2 separate regions of the Mus musculus genome follow, and region 2 is linked to region 1. Evidence: chromatin contacts called from ENCODE Hi-C data. All regions are on one chromosome and are shown on one strand. Each heading gives the region's core, a stretch centred on a gene start or an enhancer-like site at or near the end of the contact. The rest is flanking DNA. Distances are from core to core; before and after follow the strand shown. Region 1 holds the start of Ehbp1 (EH domain binding protein 1). Region 2 overlaps Gm46274 (a long non-coding RNA gene).

Region 1 (6,285 bases), core at 2,076-4,575:
ACCAATCCTCAGTTTATCAACAGCAACAGTTACACTACCAACACTGCCTCAGTTACCCACCCTCTCCACACCACAGCCTGACAATTTTCCAATTACAAACCTAAACATCTCTTCATCTCCAAACTTCCGCAGCAACCCTGTCACCAACACATAGTAGCCCAAGCTACTAATAACAACATAAGACTTCTATGACTAGAGTTCTTCCAGGCTTTCAGATGCCCTACCGTACTGTGATTCCCCTCAACCTACACTCTTATCTAAGGAAAGTGCTTGAATTTGGATCCTAGAGTGACCTCAAACTTGAAATCATCCTGCCTCAGCCTTGCTATAATTACAGGGATGCCTCGATCCAGCCAGCCCTCATGCTATACCTAAAGCCTCATGACATAAAGCCATACCTTGAATTCTAAGCATGCATCCTGCTGGAGGTTATCTAAATGTGTGGATTTTCTAAAATGTACCTCGTTTCTTCCTCTCTGATTTGATGTACAACTAAGGTTCTCTAAGATTCAGCCTGAAGCTGGGGTAAAGTTCTTGCACACAGCATGAAAACCTGAATTCCATCCTGAGCATCTATGTAAAAAGCCAGGAGCAGTGGCATATTGTCTGTGACCTTGGTGCTGGGGAGGTGAAGACAGGATCCCTGAGGCTTACTGGCCAGCCAGCCTAGCCTAAGAAAGGGAAGTGAGATAAAATACACTAAAATGAAGTCAACCTCAGCTGAGAGCCCAGGAAAGCAGAGAAAGGCACCTGCTTCCTTACTGGCATCATTCTTCATGTGCTGTAGACTGAGAACCCTATGGATAACACTGACATCTCATGGGCATTTACTACCTCCCTGTTCTAAACCTTTTACAAAATTAGTTGATTTAATCTTCTACTAAGTGGTACCATTACTATGCATATGGAGACTGAATTATTGAGAAGTAATATCCCCAGGATATCCAGCCGGGTAGAAACATACATATTTACATTACTGAACCTATCACAAGTGAAGTTACTTAAGGGTCCTTACCATGGCCTGTGAGCTCCTTGAGGGTAGGGAGGATGCCATTTCTGTCCCCAATCAGCAGTTTATGTATATAAACTAGGTAGAATATGAATATATATATATATGTCTTGAATTATTTTAAAATAATGTTCCTTACAAACTAAAAAAAAAAAAAAAAAAAAAAAACCCAAAAAACTAAGAATGCTAAGGTGGAGCAAGCCTTCTTTAGCCAAGAGGACATTAGAAAGTGAGCTTAGTACCAAACATGAGATGACAGTCCTTGATGAAATGGATTTATTTTGTGGTAGTGCTTAATCGCTATAATAAACTAAAATTCAAAAGACCATTTGCTTAAGATTAACTTTTGTCCCTCACTATGTAAGGATTCTCGTTTCTTATCATTCATAGTAGTAAGAGAAAACCCTAAATTTACTTTCCTCAAATGGAAAGAAAGAGGCAAATGACAGACCATTGCCACTAATTGCTTCCTTAAATCCTGCCAAGAAATGTATCCCATTAGGCAATTAAAAGAAAAGACAGTTGCCTGACTAAGCACTTCACAAGAGAATCTCTAAGGTTGTGTGCACTGGCATTCCATTATTCAAATACTGAAAAATACTCTAAGTAAAATGAAAAAAAAACAACAAAATAAAACCGCCATTCTATATGATATAAATTTCTATATTGAGACATATGTGATGTTAAGATAACCATTCTCTGTTTAAAATTATAAAAATAAAGTTATTCTAACACCAATGATAAATGACCATAAGACCAAAACTACTATACTTAGGTGTGTTCTCAGTTGTAGTCCTCTGAGACGATCTGAAATGGAGTGATTAAAATCCACAGAGACAGTACCAGCAACAACAGTGCACACACAGTACTTGTTAGAGTATCTGCACCGTCCACAGCTTCTACACACTTGTGTACCACTGCAAGGTAAACTGGCTACCAAAAGACCCACAGTCCAAGCTACAGGATGGTTAGGCAACAAGACATTAATCTACCCCTAAGCACGTCTTACCATTTCTTTGTACATTCAACCATCAGCTCCTGGTAGGAGGCCACAAACTGGAACTTGGATGCATGTTTTCCCACACGCTGCAGTCGCTTCCAAACTGAAGCCATGGTGATAGGCCAAGAGACTGGAACAGTTCTGGATTAGCAACACAGCAGCTTTGATAAAGCACACGAGCCTTGCATGTATGTCAGTACTTTCAACAAAAACTAGAACTTGAAATGATGCTTGGCGTCCATAAGTCTTCTCCCTGTCTCACAGGGTAAATCCTATCTTAGATCAATGGCCCAGTCAAGAACAGCTGATGTACAGGACAGGATGACTGAGAGGAGGTTCCCTCATGGAGACATCATCATTCCACTTCAGGGACTATATGACGTGGGTTCTGGAGAACTGAAAAGCAAAACACAGACAGAAAGAGAAAGAATATGAGGACAGACGCATGAGAAGTGTTAGATAAGACCGAAACAACCTCTGCTATCTGCGTGGTTTTCAAACAATGAAACAAAACCCCGGCCTCAAAAGCCAGTAACATCAAGGATGGAAGATACTAAGGAAGAAATGACAAATCACACCGAAGACAGGCGGCAATACACCAGGTTGTCAGAACCAACAATTGAGAGATGCCAGTCGGGCCCTGCCTTCCCTACCTAGCATAGCAGAAGGAAGAACAGGGCGGGAAAGTCAGGATGCTGTTTGATATATCTACCACCAGTTAGGAGTTATTTTTTAAATAAACTTTATTTTTCAGCTGATAATGAATAGCCTCGAGCTACTGAATATGTACTTAGCACAACCAGGGTGCAGGGAGAAATGCTGGTTCTGTAGGAGAGGGAAATGGATGGAGAACTAGCAGTGGAGGGAAATCTCACGGCAGAGAGAGGGCAAGGTCCCAGCTCCAGGCCACTTTGCTTCCCCTTCACCTTGGCTGCCAGGAGGAGGGGAATGGAAACTCCTGCCTGGGCTTGAAGCGATGACCAGCCAGGCCAATGGACAGTGCGAGGTGCGGTGCCTCCCTCCCCCATCAGGGGCAGCCGGCCTGAGCCTCGCCTCCTCACGCACCGAGTGCAGACCCCTGTCTCTCCGCAGAGACAGGCGTTGCCAGCTGCGGTCCCTGTCACCCAAGCCTTGCTGTTAGACCCCAGCCTCGGTCCCCGAACCCCGGCCCCTCCGCTCGTCCACTCCAAGCCCTCCTCACACCTCTAATCCCGCTGTCCCCTCCTTAGAGCCGCTCCTCGGTCGCCGCCGCCTCAGAAGCAGCTACCGCCACCGAGTCCTCCATCCCTGCTGGAGCCGCGTGGAACAGCGAAGCCCGGCGCGGTGCTCGTTTGCGGGAGCCGGGGTCTGCAGCTTCCCGGGCGGACGACGCCCGCCCCCTCCCGGAGCAGCGCCCCCTCCCCGGCAGAGCGCCCAGCGACCGTCCCCCTCCGGCCCGCCCGCCCGAGCGAGCCCTGCCAGAGCCGCGGTTCAGCGCCCAGATCCCCCTCCCCCGCCTCCCTCGGCCGCCACCACCATCATTACCTCCCCCGCCGCACCTCTCACACTAACCCTACCCACGGCGGCTCAACCTCCGTCCGCCTCGCCGCCATTGGCCGAGTCTGCGGGAGCCCCGCCTCCTCGGCGGGCGGGCCTTAGGACGAGCGAGGCACTCCATTGGTAGATCTTCATGCCGGTCATAGGGGATCCACCCCCCCAGTTTTTTTTTTTCCCTTAGGTGGAACCCGCCCGGTCTACCCTCTTCTTCTTTAAAAAAAAAAAAGTGTAAATCACGAAGGACGATCCCGCCCATTCCCTGGAATGGTTGAGGGCAGCGGGAGGCGGGAGGACTAAGAATGTTTATAGTGAACTGGAAAGCCATTGCAGAAGGTGGCTGTCCGTCAAAGGCGCCGTGGCTGCTGGGCAGGGTTTCTGGCTCCTGGTGTATGAACTGAGCAGAGTCTGATTCCAGCGGCTGCCAGAGACACTGAGGTGCTGTGGTTTCTCTCCTATTCTCTCCCATCCCCACCCACGAACTGGCTGCTCCTCTCCTGCGCCACTAGCAGCCAGCGGTTTTGCACACACAGCCTTTATTTCACTCAGTTCTTTCCGAGTTTTTCCCTGACCTTGCCAGGAGCCTGCCCCAGGTTCAAGGAGGGCTAAACTGGACATAAATGTTTACAGTACAGTCTCTTCTTGTCCTCATTCTCAGCATTTCTTTGAATCTTGCATTCTCGTGTTCCTTTGCGGTCTCATTATCCTCTGGTATGAGCTGTGGGTGGATTAGGGAGTGGTTGACTATGTGGAAAGGGTGGTTAAAGGCAAGGGAGAGGACGAAATAACTTAATAGTTTGAGAGCAATGTTGTTTACGTCTATTAAGAGGCAGCTGACATGGCCTGAAACTGTATTTCCAGAGGTTAGCATGGTTTTCCTGCTTCAACATCCAGGTTACTGAGATCGCTGAGATGTTAGGTGTACACCCTTGACATCACAAGTATATAGCACAAGATCCCTTTTGAGGCTGTGAAAGCTATAGACTTCTCAAGGGGCAGAAAATATCCATCCTATCCAAAAAACAAAAATTTGCTTTCAGCCTTAGATGTTTCACAGACATCTAAGGTGTAGAGAAAGAATGAAGAATAAAATTACAACTTTTCGGGACTAAACAGTAAAGTCAAATTAAGGAAGCTAGGGATGTACCTAAGAAAGGGGGTATGAGAGAAAGGGGGAGTCAGAAGAGGGCAGGGAAAGGAAGGGGAAGGGGAGAGAGGGGAGCCGAGAGTCAAAAAAGCAAAACTCAGCAATTCCTCCACAAGGAATGAGCAAAGAGTTTGGAAAGAAGATGGAAGCAAGCATGAAAAAGGCAAAATGCAAATTGTTTTCGGACTAATTCCTAATCTTATTAAAGTTGGAGGCAAATTTGTTAAACTGACTTTAAAGTTGTTGGTGTTCTGGGGAGGATTCTTTGTAGGAGGGGAAGGAGGAGGGTGTGAGATCAGCGTATAGGAAGCAAGAATCAGATGGAATACACCCAGGAGAGTCAGAAAGACAGTCTTGAACCCAGTATTAAATCCCATTTTCACTTTCAGGAAAAGAAAGTGATTTAATAATGCTATATTCAAAAGTACATTTTATAGGAAATGGCATAGATAGCACTTGTTTTGCTATAGTCTTAATTCTAGAATGTAAGACAACCAAAATAATGTATTTTTATTTTATATACACTATATAAAGTGAGTATGAGTGTGATTTCTCAGATGTCATTATGCCATTGTGACCTCAGTAATACATTCTGCTTTGTTAATAGGTACTGTGTGTATAAACCTTTTCAATGGATAATTTATAGAAGTGGTCATAAACTATCTTCGTCTAAATTTAAAAACTCACCTGATAATCAGGTGGCTTCTACTCTACTTACTATTATCATAAGCTCTCAAATGTTCTAATATGGTCACTTTGGTTTCCCTTGCTTAAAGAGGGTACTTTATTGTATAGAAACTATCTAAAGATCAATGGAAATGAAAGGGAAGTGAGAGGGAGGGAGAGAGGGAGGGAGAAGAGAGGGAGGAAGGGAAACTAAATCTATAAGACTCCTCCCTCAAGTTGTAGAAAATAAGAGTCCAGTAGCCTTTGTTTTGTGTTGTTGTTGTTGATTTTGAGACAGGGTCTTTCTATGTAGCCCAGCTGTCCTGGAACTCTATGTAGACTGGGGTGGCCTCTAATTTACAAAGATCTGGCTGCCTGTTTCCTGAGTGCTGGGAATAGAGGCATGTGCCCCTATACCCAGTCTAATATTTTTTCTTGACTGTTATCTCACTTTTCTTTCTAGCTACCAAGGTAGCTATGGAAAGAGTTAAATTGTCCACAGAACAAGGGAAGACATTAACTGTAGACCTTGACATTGTTCTGCTGCTGAGCTCAAGTGCATGGGCTGGCTGCTAAGAGCTGCACAGAGCAGCAGCTTCTCTCCACAATACTTTTAAAAATAACCTGTCTAGCAACTAAATTGATTGGGGAACTTTAAATATAGACTATTCTGAAATTGTTTGGTCTGCTTAGCCTATAATTAAATACCAACTAAATGTTGACCATATTAAATGCTATTAATAGTACATTAAAATAAGTTTCTAGTCTCAAAGAATTTTCAGAAACAGATCTTAAGTGTGCATGCAAGAGAAATTACTATAACCTTTCTGAGATCGAATTTCCTAGTCTGTAAAACCAGGAAACATACCCAGCTTTCTGAGATGTAGAGAGGACAGACAATACGACCATGAAGTGTCCATCATACAGTAA
Region 2 (6,285 bases), core at 2,263-4,762, 210 kb after region 1:
AGTCCCAATTCTTAGTAATAACGCTTCTGAGCTCCATTTCCTAGCTTTATGCCTTTTAATTCTTTTTCTCTTTTCTTGCTTGTTTCAGAGCTAAATCAAAGAAAGGCCCCAGTGGTCTATTGAAAATAGATATGTGACTTAGAGGTGTGTGTGTGTGTGTGTGTGTGTGTGTGTGTGTGTGTGTGTGTGTGTATGTGTTAGAGGGTTGGACAAGTGTTTGACTGTAATGCCTGTGGTGTTCAGAGCAGACAGCCTTAAGCTGCCTTAGCTGCAGGAACAAACTGCTGACAGTGTGGTCCTTACATACCAGGTTTCATAATGAAAACTTTATCTTGAGGTTAAAGAGGTATTTTCTTTTTTTCTTTTTTTCCATTTATTTCTTTTTTTTCCTCCAATTTTTATTAGGTATTTACTTCATTTACATTTCAAATGCTATTCTGAAAGTCCCCTATACCCTCCCCACCGCCCGCTCCCCTACCCACCCACTCCCACTTCTTGGCCCTGGTGTTTCCCCTGTACGGGGGCATATAAAGTTTGCAAGAACAAGGGGCCTCTCTTTCCAGTGATGGCTGACTAGGCCATCTTCTGATGCATATGCAGCTAGAGACACGAGTTCTGGGGGGTACTGGTTAGTTCATATAGTTGTTCCACCTATAGGGTTGCAGACCCCTTCAGCTCCTTGGGTACTTTCTCTAGCTCCTCCATTGGGGACCCTGTGTTCCATCCAATAGCTGACTGTGAGCATCTACTTCTGTGTTTGCCAGGCACTGGCTTAGCCTCACAAGAAACAGCCATATCAAGGTCCCTTCAGCAAAATCTTGCTGGAGTATGTAATAGTGTCTGCATTTGGTGGCTGATTATAGGATGGACCCCCGGGTGGGGCAGTGTCTGGATGATCCATCCTTTCGTCTCAGCTCCAAACTTTGTCTCTGTAACTCCTTCCATGGGTGTTTTTGCTTAATCATCAGGGAAATGCAAATCAAAACAACCCTGAGATTCTACCTCACACCAGTCAGAATGGCTAAGATCAAAAGTTCATGTGACAGCAGATGCTGGTGAGGATATGTAGAAAGAGGAACACTCCTCCATTGCTGGTGGGATTGCAAGCTGGTACAACCACTCTAGAAATCAGTCTGGCGGTTCCTCAGAAAATTGGACATAGTACTACCAGAGGATCCAGCAATAACTCTCCTGGGTATATATCTAGAAGATGTTCCAACTGGTAATAAGAACACATGCTCCACTATGTTCATAGCAGCCTTATTTATAATAGCCAGAAGCTGGAAAGAACCCAGATGCCCCTCAACAGAGGAATGGATACACAAAATACGGTACATTTACACAATGGAGTACTACTCAGCTATTAAAAACAATGAATTTATGAAATTACTAGGCAAATGGATGGATCTGGAGGGCATCATCCTGAGTGAGGTAACCCAATCACAAAAGAACTCAGATGAAATGTACTCACTGATAAGTGGATATTAGCCCAGAAACTTAGAATACCCAAGATACAACTTGCAAAACACATGAAAGTCAAGAAGAAGGAAGAGCAAAGTGTGGACAATTCTCCCCTTCTTAGAATTGGGAACGAAACACCCATGGAGGTATTTTCATTAAGCAAACTTGTCTTAGAATTGACATTGTTCAACAATGACTAGCTGATAAAATAAACAGTAACACACATATGTCACACTGTGGAGCTTATATTTATGTCAGGAGTATGGAATTCACTCCCTGTTTCTGGACCCTTCCCTCTATTATTGAGCTAGTCATTGTTTAACCACAGTATGCTGATGTTGGAAACAGCAAACTCCCCTGTGCAAAGGCTAGCTAATAGCTATTCTGAACCCGTGACATGGTCTTTAGTCTATTTATATTAAGTGTTAATTCTCTCTGATACAAGACATAAGTAAATAGTTATATAATTGGAGGTGATCATCAAAGACAAAATAATTGAAATATTCAATCCTTAAAAATGAATAGAGACATATATCAAAACCATAAATTCTGTAATCAAAAAACAAATTTCAAACATGAAAGAAATATCTGCAACATGCATTTCAGAAAATTGCTGCGGTGTTTGATAGATGAAATTTCTTTAATTTTGACTTTTTCTATAGGATATTTTATTTATTTACATTTCAAATGCTATCCTCTTTCCTGCCCCCCCTCCCAAAACTCTCTATCCCATCCCCATCCCCCTGCTTCTATGAGGGTGCTCCCCCACCCGCCCATCCACTCCCACCTCTTAAACTTAGCATTTCCCTACACTGGGGCATCAAGCCTTCACAGGACCAAGGGCCTCCCCTCCCATTAATGCCAGGTAAGGCCCCTTCAACTCCTTCAGTCCTTCCCCTAACTCCTCCATTGGGGTCCCTGTGCTCAGTCCAATGGTTGTTTGGCTGTGAGCATCCCCATCTGTATTGGTCAGGATATGAAAGTTCATAAGCAACATTAAGATTCACACCCTACCTAGAAAAATAAAAGACATACATATAAATTTTTTCCAAAGCAAAAAAACCAAATTCAATATAATGTTTATACTATCCAGAAAACATGTTTAGATTCACCAGCATTTACAGTAAATTATAATAAAGCAAGATTCTAATTTATGCTTACAAAATTTGCCAGAAAAATTAAAAATCAAAATATCCACTAATAATTGAGAAATAACGTTTAATTTGGAAAAATATTTATTATTTCAAAGCAAAAAGAAATAGAAAACAATACTGTAGTATGATCTTGATAGAGTACCCAAATAAATTATGTCAATTAAAATAAATCTGTAAAATAAGATTTAATAGTTATAAGATTTAATGTTATAAAATACTTGTGATTATAATTACATTTTTGCAAAAAATAAACTGTGAGAAAGAAAACAGCTTTGTAATGATTTTTAAATATCTAACAATGACAATACATTATTTTTATATCAAGTTGTTATGTAAATTCTATCTTGCTGGATTTAACATCTTATAGGATCCAAGGAAACAATGAGGTTTTCCTCTGTGAATTTGCTAAGTAAATGTAAATTTCTACAAGAATATATGATGAAAGTTTTAAATAGAACAAGGCAAGGGAGAACTTTATTTTTAAATGAGCCCCTCCCCCAGGATGGAACAATTCATTAGTGTACCTAGACATCAGCTTTTTCTCCACCTGTAATTCATAGATTTGCTGTATCACATTGAAAGGAGGTTTCTCAATCACACCCACAGCATTATATAATTTAACAAAATACTTTTCTGAAGCTCAGATACACTCTTCTGGGTGGATTAGCCTATTTTGATTATAAAGAAGAAGGACCCGTTCATCCCACCTTAAGTAATGGGCTTTCCGCGGGATTATGAAGCTCTGTCTGTGATTGCCGACTTGATACCTGCTTCTGCTTTGGCCTTAGCTGGCTTTCTTTGTTACTGACTGGACGGTCCTCCTACATAATCTTGCTCCAGATCACAAAAGCTGAACTTCCAAAAAGACTAGCCCAACTGCTTCTCTCTCCAGCCCTCACTGCGGGTGGGTATTCTTGCGTGGGATGAAACACTGAGTACAGTAGACACTAAGGCTGATGAGCAGACAGTGAGCTTAGAGTGACAGGATTTGTTCTAAGCATATACTCTGCCAAAGCATGGAAGGAGAAAAAAGATTTAAAAAAAAAATACATTCTTTAAGTTTAAGAGACATATTTAGTGCAGCAAAATGTTTAATTTTAAATATAACAGGAGTTCCAAAAATAAACAGAGAAACAGTGCATAAAGGAAGAAGCAGTATTTGAATTTGGGGATTTTTTCCAAAAACCCAAAATATATCAAAACACAAGATGTACAATGTAGATCAAAAGAATTGTATTAAAAACAAAAACAAACAAATACACACACACACACACACACACACTGGCAGAGGGCTGGAGAAATAGCTTAGTCAGTCAGTCAGTAAAGAGCCTGGCAAACAAGAAAAGGCAAGTTTAGTGCCAAGAACCCAAGGGGTTTTGTTTTTTGTTTTTTGTTTTAAAGTGTGGTGGCACTGCTGCAATCCCAGTGTTATGGAGACAGAGACAGGCAGGCCCCTGGAGCTCACTGGTCAGCCATCCTAGCCTACTTGTTAAGTTTCAGATAAAAGACTGTCTCAAAGAAAGACAGCACCTGGGGTTGTCCTCTTGCCTACATACACAGTAAAACTCATTGAAGACATCATAGCCAAACACTGAAACCTAAAGGCAGAGTAACATTTTCCAAATAGTCAGAAAGAGATTACCTCCAAAGAAACAAGGCCCACAGCTGACTATATCAGAGCTTATGTAAGCAACGCCATGGGCTATCTTCTTTAAATAAAAGGGAAATAAATGCCTGCAAACATAGAATTTCATGCCCTGTGATGTATTCTTCAAGAATGAAAAGTTGCATAAGCACATTCCAGCTAGTAAATAAATTATATATTTCAAGAGAATCTGACAGGGTTTTACAAGAAATACAAGGAATATACAATACTTAAAATAAGAAGGGAAAAAAGAGAGAAACTGAGTAACAGAGATGTAAAAGTTGGAAGAAGAAGGAAACATGTAGTAAATGGTTAAATATTTAAGTAATCGTTAAAGGTGTAGGTGCAGTAAATTGTCAGAGTAACTGAAAACATACTGATCTGCTGGGTACAAAACACATTGGAAGGAAGCAGAGAACTCTGATGTAAAAATGTGTTAGAGGGTTATTTGATCACACTGTGAACCCTGAAATTGTAAACTAGAAAAACTGTTTCCTGTGGTGTGGCTCAGTCCTAGCAGACATCTTTAACCTAAGAGTTTTCTGTAAACAAGAGATAAATAAACTCAACGATAAGTCAAGAGGCAGAGCAAGCATCCAGTGGATAGAGAGTGAACATGAGAAAGCCCAGGAAGTAGAAAGGAGGGTCTTTGAGTTGACGGGAATTTACGGCAGCTTGGAAAAGGACAAGGAGCTTTTTCCTTCCGGTGGCGGAGGAAGGTCAGCTGGTGTTCTCTGCCTCTCTGAGCCAGCAGCCTTTCACCACAGCATCTGGCTCCTGAGTCTTCATTTCTTCATTTGGTAAATCGAATGTTTGGGATTTTGTTTTAAAAACAACAAAGATGGAAAACTCAGTACTTGTATGTCTCTCTCTCTCTCTCCTCTCTCTCTCTCACACACACACACACACACACAGATTTAAGAAGGAATGGACTTACACATTGCTAGCAGCACTTATCTACAGACACTGTGCTCTTCTGTAATGTGGGACCGCAAGAATGCTAGACAAGCACTCTGCACTAAGCCATACTTCAAGCTCAAGAGATGAAGCAACATGTTTCACAATAATATAAAGGGCCTATTGACCCCACGGATGATAACCTTAGTCAGTACAGAGACCTTCATCTTTTCTAATTACTTTGGCTTGATGTCTATTTCATCAGGACCAGGGTCTTGAGCTGAAGAGATGGCTCAGCGTTTAAGAGCACTGACTGCTCTTCCAGAGGTCCTGAGTTCAATTCCCAGCAACCACATGGTGGTTCACAACCATCTGTAATGGAGCCGATGCCCTCTTCAGGTGTGTCTAAAGACAGCTACAGTGTACTCACATTAAATAAATAAATAAATAAATCTATATATCTACATATAGATATATATTGATTAGGAAGGGGCAATTCCAAATAACCTAATTATAAACAACTATCATAAATACTATTGATAGAAGAAATTGACCGATTCAAAATCAGGATGAAAGATTTGGTAGACCTCTGACCAATTGAACAAGTAGGCAAAAGTACTATACAAACATGTAGAATACAGTATATGTGTATATATACACACTCAGAATACAAGAGTCTGAACAACAGAATTAATAAATATGACTGAATTAAGCTTATATAGAAATTACATCTAATAACTAAAGCAAATATGTTATTTTCAAGAAAATGGGGACATTTTAAAAGGTGATTATATTTAAGCAAATTTCAACAAATGCCAAAGCAATGGAGTATTACAAGACACACTCTCTACATATAATGGAATTAAACTAGAAACCAAGCAACCAGAAACTTCTTAGCACACAGTAAATACACACAGTAAACAAATAATGAAAACATTGTAATGGGCCAGCATGATGGCTCAAACAATAAATACACTTGCTGAACTGGACAGCATGAGTTTAATCACACAGTGGAAAGAGATAACTAACCCCAAAAGTGGACCATGCACTATGGCATGCATTCACATACAGCAAGCATGCAGCTGCACGTGTGCGTGTTTGTACACACACACACATACAATATTAATA

The links. Hi-C counts contacts between places; a loop is a spot of excess contacts on that map.
Region 2: a loop to region 1 is called in a map of left cerebral cortex, with 2.8 times the contacts of the local background. The contact joins the enhancer-like site here to the promoter of Ehbp1 in region 1. A Hi-C loop is called at or near these places in 1 of 37 maps with a recorded cell type or tissue (left cerebral cortex).

The regions. Positions count from the first base shown.
Region 1 is chr11:22,283,470-22,289,754 of GRCm38, forward strand. It overlaps Ehbp1 (EH domain binding protein 1), which reads right to left and starts at 3,326. Exons shown (of 25, transcript NM_153078.4): 1 at 3,213-3,326; 2 at 2,019-2,405. The coding sequence starts at 2,122.
Region 2 is chr11:22,496,072-22,502,356 of GRCm38, forward strand. It overlaps Gm46274 (a long non-coding RNA gene), which reads right to left. Exons shown (of 2, transcript XR_001780167.2): 2 at 2,663-6,285. Among named protein-coding and RNA genes, the nearest start is that of Gm46274, 10 kb to the right of the region's middle. Within about 2 kb of position 3,513, at least 1 of the 3 ENCODE cell types and tissues checked has a DNase peak (open chromatin) inside an H3K27ac peak, as active enhancers do; it is left cerebral cortex, where a contact is called at or near this core.